Regions from separate parts of the Homo sapiens genome. Here region 2 is linked to region 1. Evidence: chromatin loops called from intact Hi-C (ENCODE). Cell type or tissue: Calu3. All regions are shown on one strand. Each heading gives the region's core, and the rest is flanking DNA. Links, peaks and the distances in the headings are about the cores only. Region 1 overlaps OR14I1 (olfactory receptor family 14 subfamily I member 1). Region 2 overlaps OR2M4 (olfactory receptor family 2 subfamily M member 4).

Region 1 (5,396 bases), core at 243-5,242:
TAAACCCCTAATTACCATCACTAGGAAAATGGATAACATACCCTACTTTATCCCAGAATGGAACACTCTCTAGAAGTTAAACTGAATGGGATACTCTACATCAATATTGAACATTTCAACATAGTTTTGAAAAAACCCCACAAACTATTACACAAAATATGTTCCCAGTCATATGCATTTAAACATTCAAATTGTGCAGTGCATTATTTATAAATACACACACATACATATATATATATATATATATACACACACACACAGATAAGCTTGTATAAAACAGTTACTGGAATGAATACAAATGCCAATAAATGGGGTAGCGGAGGGAAAAAATAAGTTGAAAACATTGAACAGTAATTATATCTGTAATATTTTAACAGTTAAGATCATTAAAGCAAACAAAAATATGAATAAATGATAAGCCTAAGTGCTCGTTCTTAAAAATCATTTGTTATACTCTTTCTAGATTTTGGATATTTCATATTTTTAATATTATTTATACATTAATGTCAAAGAAGCAACTGAAATACTTTTGTGTGTTATAAATTGCTTTTATATTTTATATATTTAAATTGCTTGTAAAATTCAGTGAAAAAAGCTCTCTTTTTTCCACTGTTTTCTTTGACATTATAGATTAAATAAAATACCTCACATATTAAAGTAATAATCTCAAAAAATATGATTAAACATTAATAAAAAAGTAATGGGGACTCAGGTGATTACATTCTGCATATTTTGACATCCATTATAATACTATTTAACAATGCAGAGTAACTTTTAAAACTGGGTTTTTGTTCTGACTTTTTAATAGAACTCAATGAAACAAGTAATAAAATGGTTGTTAATTGGTTTGTATTTAAAATATCTCAACCAAACAACCAAGAATTGCAGCTGTCCCATAAAACAAGGCAAAAGGTTACCCACCCTTCCAGCAGAATCAGCAGTGTACAGGAGTATACTATCTCCCGGGTTAGCTTGCTATCGGTAGATGTAAAATTCTACAAAACTGCCACGTGGCCAATTCCTTGTAATGTATTATCTAGAGAATGAGAAAATAATAATGCTCTTTCCTTGATTCTAACACTCACATTTCTGCACTGCTAAAGGAAAAGCATCATATAATTTATATATAGTTGTGTATATATAGTGCATATATAGTTCGTGTATATATATACATATAAATATACATGTATAGTATATATATACATATATATGTATAGTTGTGTATATGTATACATACATATATATGTATATATAGTTGTGTATATATTTGTGTACATATAGTGTGTATATATAGTTACTGTTTATTGAAAAGTTATTAAATTAATATTTTCCTTGAAAATTGTCTACAATTTGAAATTGAGGACATACAAAACAAATCTATAGGGATGCAAACATATTATCATTATGATATATAAGCATATATACAATACACCTATTCAAAATATTAGGCAAATTGATGTGCATTTATTAACAAAAACTTAGTAGTTAACACATTGGTTAAAAAGACACAATACATTTTCATATACATATGTGCATCATTGATAGATATAAGTTGAAAATTTTGAATATATTATTTTTAACCGTAAAGCATATTGAATTAAATATGTATAAAGATTTCCTGCTTCCAAGTCTGTCTATTTTAAATTCACACATGTGGTATGATGAGTAATAAGATTAAAAGAGACCTGAATTCTTGTCATGTTCTGACACAGCTGTTTTAAGTTGGGGAACCTACAAATACATTTTAATTTCAATTTACTGAAATGTAAAACTACACTCAACAAGATGGCCTCTGCTGCCCCACCTCTGAGAGCATTTGTATCTAATCTATATGAAGCCTTTTTACTTCAGTGTAGTTTTCTCTGAGTGGCCTGATGCTGAAGAGCTGCCCTTTATCCCACTTATATCAAGCAAAAGAGCAACACTGAGGAACAAAACCAATACACACTGCACCATGAGCTGCTTCCACTCTAGTCTCAAACTAAAAATAGATCTCTCCAAAACTGATTAAAATGATAAAAATTCAAGCAAACTGAATGCACTATTTTGTTTGCTTGTTTCATTGGAAAAAAATATGAAACATAATTACTAAGAGAACAATTAAATCACTTTAAGCAAACATGTCTTGATTTTTTTCTCATAAAAAATTTGAAATGATTGCTTACATAAATCTCATGTAGACAAATTCAATTTCCTTATTGGGTAAATATCTGAGAAATACAAGACCAGCAATACCTTGATTAAATAACATGTAGCTTCTCAATATGTATTCACTGTCTGGACCAATGATGATAAAGAAACAGTTCTGAAGTTTTCCTCTGTGTCTCACCAGAAGAAGTGACCCAATTTAACATGCAAACTCAGTGATAGAGAAAACCTGATGTATAATATATCAAGGAGACAATCTTCTCTGTTAGTTTCCCATAGAGACTGGGCCGCCACAGTCTGGAGGAGATTGGCTTCCAGAAGGAAGCCTGGGGGACGCTGGTCTCAGGAGGATGCTGCCTCCTCTGGGTTAAATTGTAAATTACCTGCTGAAACAGAAAGCAGAATATGGAGTAGGTGCCAACTGAACTCAGAGTCCGTGAGGAAGTGATGAGCATGAGATATAGAGATTTTCATTAAGAGAGTGAGGAGAGTAAACAGTGAAAAAAGTAAAGGATTTATATTTTCACATTTCATAAAATAATCTTCGATAAAGTACAAAACCCAGACATTTAAGTACTCAGAAAATAATAAATTGTTTTACTTCATCACTATGCCTAGTCAGTATGCCACATGAGAGCAGTTAAGTGCGTATACTCAGTTTACTTTGCAGTTACAGCAGCCTGTTTCTGTATTGCACATAGACTCTCAGAAAATTATTGGCTTAATGGAGACAATCATCATGCTTCTCATCTTCCTCCAAATCTATTTGTTCCACAACCAGTCACAGACCAAGAGGATGGGTAGATCTCACTAAATACGATCATTTGAAAATTAGAAGTGAATAGAAAAATCTGGCAGAAATTTAGGAGATATATATTTTATCATTTCATTTTTCAAATGAGGAAAGTGAGTCTTAATATAAAAACTTAAGACAAATTAAACTTAGCAGACTTTATTTGATCAAAGAATGATTCATTATCAGATCGCACTACAGATCAGAAGAAATTCAGAGAGCTCTGCCCAGCAGTGTGAACAAGCTTTTATGGGCCAGACATAGGAGCAAAGTAGAAAAATCACCTGCTTGCCTACAGCTAGACATCCGTCTTGTTTGAACATGGTGTTATTTAATTTTGGCAATACTATAAGGCAGTAGAAAAATATTGCACATATGTACATACATCCAGATATAGATAGACATGTAACAGAAACATTACAAATTTTTAGCCATGTGCCAGGTACAATAATACAAATCTCACTAATTTATTAAAGAATATCTGGATCTAAATTGTTTTTGGCTAATGCCACTTAAATGGCTAAAGCTTCTTACTAATATTTGTGAAAAAGATCATTAATGTTTTTTTATTTGCTCAGTTTCCAAATATCTATTTTTCTTACTTCTACTTCTGATGAGTTATCTACCCTAAACTTGCATTTTAAATAGATACCTATTAAACTCTAGAGAAGACTGTGTAGAAAATTTATATCTCAAAAGCACAGAGCTTGGACTTCCAGCTTAAATGCTTTAATTTGCCCAAACCAAGAAAGAAAGATGTAAAGACCCAGTTAGGGCAAGACAGCTAGGAAAAGCACTTTAAAGGCAAGGCTTCTGTAGATTTAAGCCAACGCTTTCTTCCTTATCAGAGTTTCCAGTGTTCTCTGTCCAGAGAGGTAGACCTTCTTACAAATGGAGATTCCCTTTAGGGATGTAAATTTCTCTTACAAAGAGTCCTCAAAATAAGCAGGTGAAAATAGTTTTTCTGCCAAAAAGTTGTATTTTGGAGATTTATTCTGCTAAATCAGTGGTTTTCCAACCCACCTTCTGTCTTTTAACTAAAATACTAAGTGGGTGGAACCCACTGAAGACTAGAACAAATATTTTGTGTGCCTGACTCACCATGGTTACTTCTAATCTTGCTCTATAATCACAGACTGGTACAACTTTTCTCTCCTGTTTTGTTTTCAAGATTGCAAGACTGAATAATATTTCCCCCCACCCACCAGAAAGAGTTTGGGGCATAGCAAAGATCATGACAACAAGAAAGAATTGGCAGAGTATGTGTTTAGCGGGAAGTTTCATAAGAGGTGTTTCAGTTGACTGCAGGGTTCCCATGGGAGAAGCAGGATTAAAGAGAGAAAACAGAAAAGACTCATTCTTACAAATGTTTTTCTAAATATGATTCAACTGTCAGTCAGATAGCTTCAGGTATGGGGACTTCCACATTTGATTTGAAACTTCCATTTTTTTTCTCTGGGGGATTGGTTGATTATTGCCCAGGGAGTGTAGCCCTTGGGGGCTTTCTCTAGTAGGTAGACAGGCCAGGTCCATCAGATGACTGGTATAGAAATGAAAAATTTCTTATGCAAAGGCCTGACTATTTAAAATACAGGTAAACTTCTTGGGACACGCGGTCCTTTACTTTTGAGGCAACTCCTCTGGGGTTCAAAATAGCTACAAGGAGGTCTTCTCAGTCCCCATAGCTGGCGTATTATAAAGGCATGCACCTCTTTGTCCTTTGTAAAAAGTCTCCCCACTGTGGCCTTTGTAACTTAAAATTACCTTTGGTCAGGTTCACTCATTTTTCTAGAAAAACACATGTTCTGGGTCCATGGTTCTTATACATAAAATATGCTGCAGTCCCACATGGAAGAGTTCTAGAGCCCTTGGATTCAAAAAACACATGATATGCTGTCTTCCAGGAACCTTACCTACCAGAGGCCTCCTACTGGACCCAGTCTGGTTTCTTTACCAGATCCATTCCAATTCTGAACCCAGTCCAGTCAACAAATTGCTCAAACAAAGTTAGAGCTCAAAACATAAATTTGCAGAGTTTGAATCCAAGAGGAAATTTACCCATAATCTTCAGTTGCAGCGTGAGAGCAATGGGCCCTAGTGGGTATCTACACTTGGGCATTCCTTGTTCCGGGGGGCCACTGGGTATCCTTCAAATCTTACTTCTAACACCAAATAGTTAAAAGAAAAACTTTACCAATGAGACAGAAAATTAACAGGCCTATTCAGGACTTGAACTCAGCTCTGGACCAAGCAAACCTAATAGACGTCTACAGAACTCTCTACCTCAAATCAACAGAATATACATTCTTCTCAGCACCACATAGCACTTATTCTAAAGTTGACCACATAATTGGAACTAAAACATTCCTCAGCAAAGGCAAAACAATGGAAATCATAACAAACAGTCTTTCAGACCACAGTGCACCAAATTAGAACTCAGGATTAAGAAACTCAC
Region 2 (5,396 bases), core at 233-5,232, 440 kb before region 1:
CTTGCCTAACCTCAGGCTGCACAGCTCATGGCTCCAAAAGAGTTCTTCCACTTGAGGAGAAGAAAGAGTGGAGAGGACTTTGTCTCACATCTTGGATACCAGTTTAGCCACAGCAAGAAAATGCACTCGTCAAAGCTGTGAGGCCCTTATTCCAGGACCTCCATCCCAGATGACATTTCTATATACACCCTGGGCAAGAAGGGACTAACACTGTTGCTTAATATTTTGCTTCGTAAGCACCAATGGATTGATTCAACTGAAATTTTTGTACTCACCACAGTAATATTCATAATTATTATTTAGATTGACATGCTTATTTTTAAGTATAGTATAATCAAATGTTTTCTAATTTAAAAATGTGCTAGCAAATTTTAAAAATTAAAACAAAGGCTAATTTTATCCTTAAAAAAAATAATTTCTGGGCCGGATGCAGTGGCTCGCTCATGCCTGTAATCCCAGCACTTTGGGAGGCCGAGGCGGGCAGATTATCTGAGGTTGGGAGTTCAAGGCCAGCCTGACCAACATGGAGAAATTTCATCTCGACTAAAAAAATACAAAATCAGCCGGGCGTGGTGGCCCATGCCTGTAATCCCAGCTACTCGTGGGGCTGAGGCAGGAGAATCGCTTGAACTTGGGAAGTGGAGGTTGCTGTGAGCCGAGATCATGCCATTGCACTCCAGCCTGGGCAACAAAAGCAAAACTCCATCTCAGTAAATAAATAAATAAATAATTTCTGTTAAATATAAAAAGTAGTTTTTATCATAGCAAATGTCGCCCTAGCTATGTCAAGTCAAAAATTTAGATTTATTGGGATTTTAAAAGAAGATAATACTATGTCCCTATGTGTTTCATTCCACTTTATGATACACACTGGAAATGTTTATGCTCAGTTTTTGGAAGCAGAATATATGTGTCGTGGGTACAGTTGCTCAATTTATTCAATTTATACTTGTATATGCTGATTCTTCACCAATGAATTCAATTTTATTAATTCAATTAATTAAATTTTATAATACAAAACAGTGAATTTAATGACATATCTTTGCCAGTCAGTGTTCACTGGTTGAGCCAGAAAGAGTTTTACAAAGTTTTTTTTTGAGACGGAGTCTTGCTCTGTCACCAGGCTGGAGTGCAATGGTGGGATCTTGGCTCACTGCAGCCTCCACCTCCTGGGTCCAAGTGATTCTCCTGCCTCAGCCTCCCGAGTAGCCAGGACTACAGGCGCATGCTACCACAACTGGCTAATTTTTGTATTTTTAGTAGAGACGGGATTTCACCATGTTGGCCAGGATGGTCTCAATCTCTTGACCTCGTGATCCGCCCGCCTTGGCCTCCCAAAGTGCCTGGATTACATGCGTCAGCCACAGCACCCAGCCCCGAGTTTTACAAAGATTTACTGTACTTTCACTCCCACTCCGGATCTTCTTTAATCAAAATATATAGCAAGCATTTCAATAGTCATGATAACAAATAGAAGTGTGATTTACATTTTGTCAGCAACATCACACCTTATGTGAAACAGGTAAATTTAGAACAACCAGAAAAGAAAGACTTATCTGTGATCTACTAAGAGAAGTATGAAAATTGAGCTTGAAATGGAAACATTTTATGATATGAATCGATAATGATTTTGTACATTTGATTTTACACATAATATGCAGAAAAAAGTAATTTTAATATGCAATTATGTAAACTGCAAAATCTACAAGAAACATTTGAAAACAATTTTGATATTGATGAATTTAAAGTTACTTTTTAATTTATATGTTAAATTTTTGAATTTGATGTTAATAATACCGACTTGAAAGAAGTTATATTGCTTACTCAATTTAGTGATGAAAAATGTTTTGAGTATGTTTGGGACATTGCGTATATGTGAATCTAATTTTTCAACTGTAAATTTTATTAAATTTAAATGCAGACCAAGTATTTTTGAAAAAAAATTAGTGTCTGAATTATGAGCTGAAAATGTAAAATAAACGCTTGATTTTAAAAAGTTTATACATAAAATGTAAAATATATCGTTATTAATTTTTAAGGTTGCTTGCCTGTTGAAACAATATTTTGGACGTATTAGTTTTAACTTAATTTTTGGTGTTGAAGTTTGGGCTGTAATCCAGTAGATGGCGCCTAAGAGTAATGCCCGTAGAGAGGCTCTTGATCGGCCACTTGGCTCTTTCGTGTTTCCTGGCATTCGCAGGCACGCTGTCCGGTGGGGGTTGAGAGAGATGCCTCCTTACCAGGACGACTCCTGAGCCTTGGAGGAGGCCCCTCCAATTACTAGCACTTCGCCTGCATTTCTTTTATTAGATGTTTCGGGCTACAGCCCTCCCTCAGGCAGAGGCCACAGCAGAGAGAGCTACCTTTCAGCATGTACAGAAATTAACTCGAGATGGATTAAAGACTTAAACGTAAGAAAATCCTAGAAGAAAACTTAGGAAATGCCGTTCTTGATACCAGGCTTGGCAAATAATTTTTGGCTAATTTCCCAAAAACATTTGCAACAAAAATTGACAAGCTAGACCTAATTAAAGAGCTTCTTCACAGCAACAGAAATTATCAGCAGAGTAAACAGACAATCTACAGAATGGGAGAAGATATTAGCAAAATGTGCATCCAACAAAGGTCTAACATCCAGATTCTATACGGAACTTAAGTCAACAAGCAAAACCCCATTAAATAATCCCATTAAAAAGTGGGCAAAGCACATGACCATGCATTTCTCAAAAGAAGGCATATGAGCAGCCAACAAACATGAAAAAATGGTCATCATAGTTAGTTATGAGAGAAATGCAAATCAAAACCTAAATGAGAGACCATCTCACACCAGTCCCGTCAAAATGACCATTAATAAAGTCAAATAATAACAAATACTAGTGAAGCTGTGGAGAAAAGGAACACATATACACTGTTGGTGGGAATGTAAATTATAGTTGAGCCACTGTGGAAAGCAGTTTGGAGATTTCTCGAAGAACTTAAAACAGGGCTGCTACTTGACCCAGGAATGCTATTACTGGGGATACATCCAAAAGAAAATAAATTGTTCTACCCCAAAGACAAATTATTCATTCATTGCAGTGTTATTCCCAATAGCAAGGAATCAACCTACATGCCCATCAATGGTGGATTGGATAAAGAAAATGTAGCACATAAACACCACAGAGTGCTACATAGCCATAAAAAAGAACAAAATCATGTCCTTTGTAGCAACATGGATGCAACTGGAGGCCATTATCCTAAGTGAATTAATGCAGTAACAAAAAACCAAATACTGCATGTTCTCACTTATACATAGGAGCTAAACTTTGGGTACTCAAGGATGTAAAGATGGAAACAATAGACACTGTGGACTACCAAATGGGGAAGGAAGGGAGGGGAGTGTGGGTTGCAAAACTACCTATGGGATACTATGCTCACAACCTGGGTGATGGGATCTATACCCTAAACCTCAGCGTGATGAAATATACACATGTAACAAACACGCACATGTACCCACTGTGTCTAAAATAAAAGATGAAATCATTTAAAAAATAATTTAACATTTCATCTTAACTTTTAAAACTGTGGTCACTAGTATATTTTTAAATTACCTAGGTGGCATATTATATTTCTTTTGAAGTATGTTTATCTAGATGACTAAGATATGGTGATTTCCATTGTATTTCTGTTAATTTACTACTTTAACCTCTTCAAAACCCACACAATTCCTGAAACTCCAGTAAGTAGAAGTTCCTATGTTAGACTCAGTATCTTTTCTAGAGCAAATTAAGATGGTCTTATGCACCTACTATTGATTTGGTAAATGAGCTCTTTTCTATCACTCTGAGGAAAGAATATCAAGAACAACTCACATTCATAAGGATCAGACATCTTCTATTTATAATACCTCGGTCTATGCCTATCCTCCTGTCCTCTGTCATGATGTAAGTGAAAGAAATACAAGCTACCTGGACATGCTGCATAAAAAAAAATGTACTACATTTAGAGGACAATATGCTAATTGGACTGAGCTGTAAGAAATAGCTAGCACACTGGAGACATTGTAATACATTTGTTATCCAAAGGTGCAAGATATACCTTACCAATATCAGCGGTCTTCCACAAAAATAAAGGTTGTAGGAAGTTACATGCCACTTAAAGTCTCATGGGATATCCAAAGCAAAGGAAAGATTACTGCATCTTGCCCTCTCACCAAAAGATAGATACATGATAGATAGATAGATAGATAAATAGATAGATAGATGGATAGATAGATAGATAACAGATAGACAATACTTGGTATACCTTTTTGGGTTTTGACGGCAGCATATACCACACCTGGATTATTATTTAGATCTATATAGTGGGTTACGCAAAAAGATACTGACTTTGAGTAACTCCAATAACAGAAAGAGGATTCACTGCAATCCAGGATGCAGTGCAAGCAACTCTGAAACTTGGACCATGCAAGTGTTAGAATCTATAGTATTAGAGCTATTATTATTGGGAAATTACATTGTGTGGCATTTATTGTATGTTTCCATGGGATAATTCAAATGAAATCAGTAAAATTCTGGAGTAAAGTCATGCTATCCACATTAAATATTTTAGACCTTTTTATTTTTAATTTTTACTTTCTGTGAGTACATAGTAGGTGTATATATTTATGGGGTACATGAGATATTTTGATACATGCATGCAATGCATAATAATCATATCAGATAATTGAGGTATCCATCATCCCAGGCATTTGTCCTTTATGTTACAAAATATCCAGTTATACTTTTAGTTATTTTTAAATGCACAATTATCATTGGCTATAGTCACTCCGTTGTGCTATCAAACACTAAGGCATTCATGCTTTCTAATTATATTTTGTACCCATTAAACATCCCCACTTATTCTTCCTAATCCCCACCCCCACTACCCTTCTCAGCCTGTGATAACCATCCTTCTACTCTCTATCTCCATGAGCCCAGTTGTTTTAATTTTTAACTCCCACCAATAAGGGAGAACATTTGAAGTCTATCTCTCTGTGTCTGGCTTATTTCATTTAATATAATAACCTCCAGTTCCATCCATGTTGTTGCAAATGACAGGATCTCATTATTTTTTACGGCTGAATAGTACTTCATTGTGTATATGTACCACATTTTCTTTATCCATTCATCTGTTGATAGACACAGTTTGCTTGCAAATCTTAGTTATTGCGAATACTGCTCCAATAAACATGGAGTGCAGATATCTCTTCAATATACTGATTACCTTTCTTTTGGATGTATGCCTAGCAGTAGAATTGCTGAATCATGTGGTAACTCTGTTTTTAGTTTTTTGAGGAACCTCCAAACTGTCCTTTATGGTGGTTGTACTAATTCACATTCCCACTAGCAGTGTAGGAGGGCTCCCTTTTCTCCACA

Evidence for each region. Peaks named below come from ENCODE experiments on the same cell type or tissue, not always from the same donor. Only the 100,000 strongest peaks of a DNase experiment are listed, where the experiment ranks them.
Region 2: a loop joins it to region 1, with 6 times the contacts of the local background. A loop is called at or near these places in 10 of 110 quality-filtered maps.

The regions. Positions count from the first base shown.
Region 1 is chr1:248,684,531-248,689,926 of GRCh38, forward strand. It overlaps OR14I1 (olfactory receptor family 14 subfamily I member 1), which reads right to left. Exons shown (of 5, transcript NM_001004734.4): 4 at 922-1,036. Among named protein-coding and RNA genes, the nearest start is that of OR14I1, 16 kb to the right of the region's middle. RefSeq lists enhancers at 2,258-2,457, 4,076-4,125. In Calu3, for the core only: no CTCF peak of the experiment used is centred there; a DNase peak (open chromatin) is centred at 2,501.
Region 2 is chr1:248,241,182-248,246,577 of GRCh38, forward strand. OR2M4 (olfactory receptor family 2 subfamily M member 4) reads left to right here. Exons shown (of 2, transcript NM_017504.2): 2 at 1-3,498. Among named protein-coding and RNA genes, the nearest start is that of OR2M4, 12 kb to the left of the region's middle. In Calu3, for the core only: a CTCF peak has its summit at 2,146 (motif pointing right); a DNase peak (open chromatin) is centred at 2,170.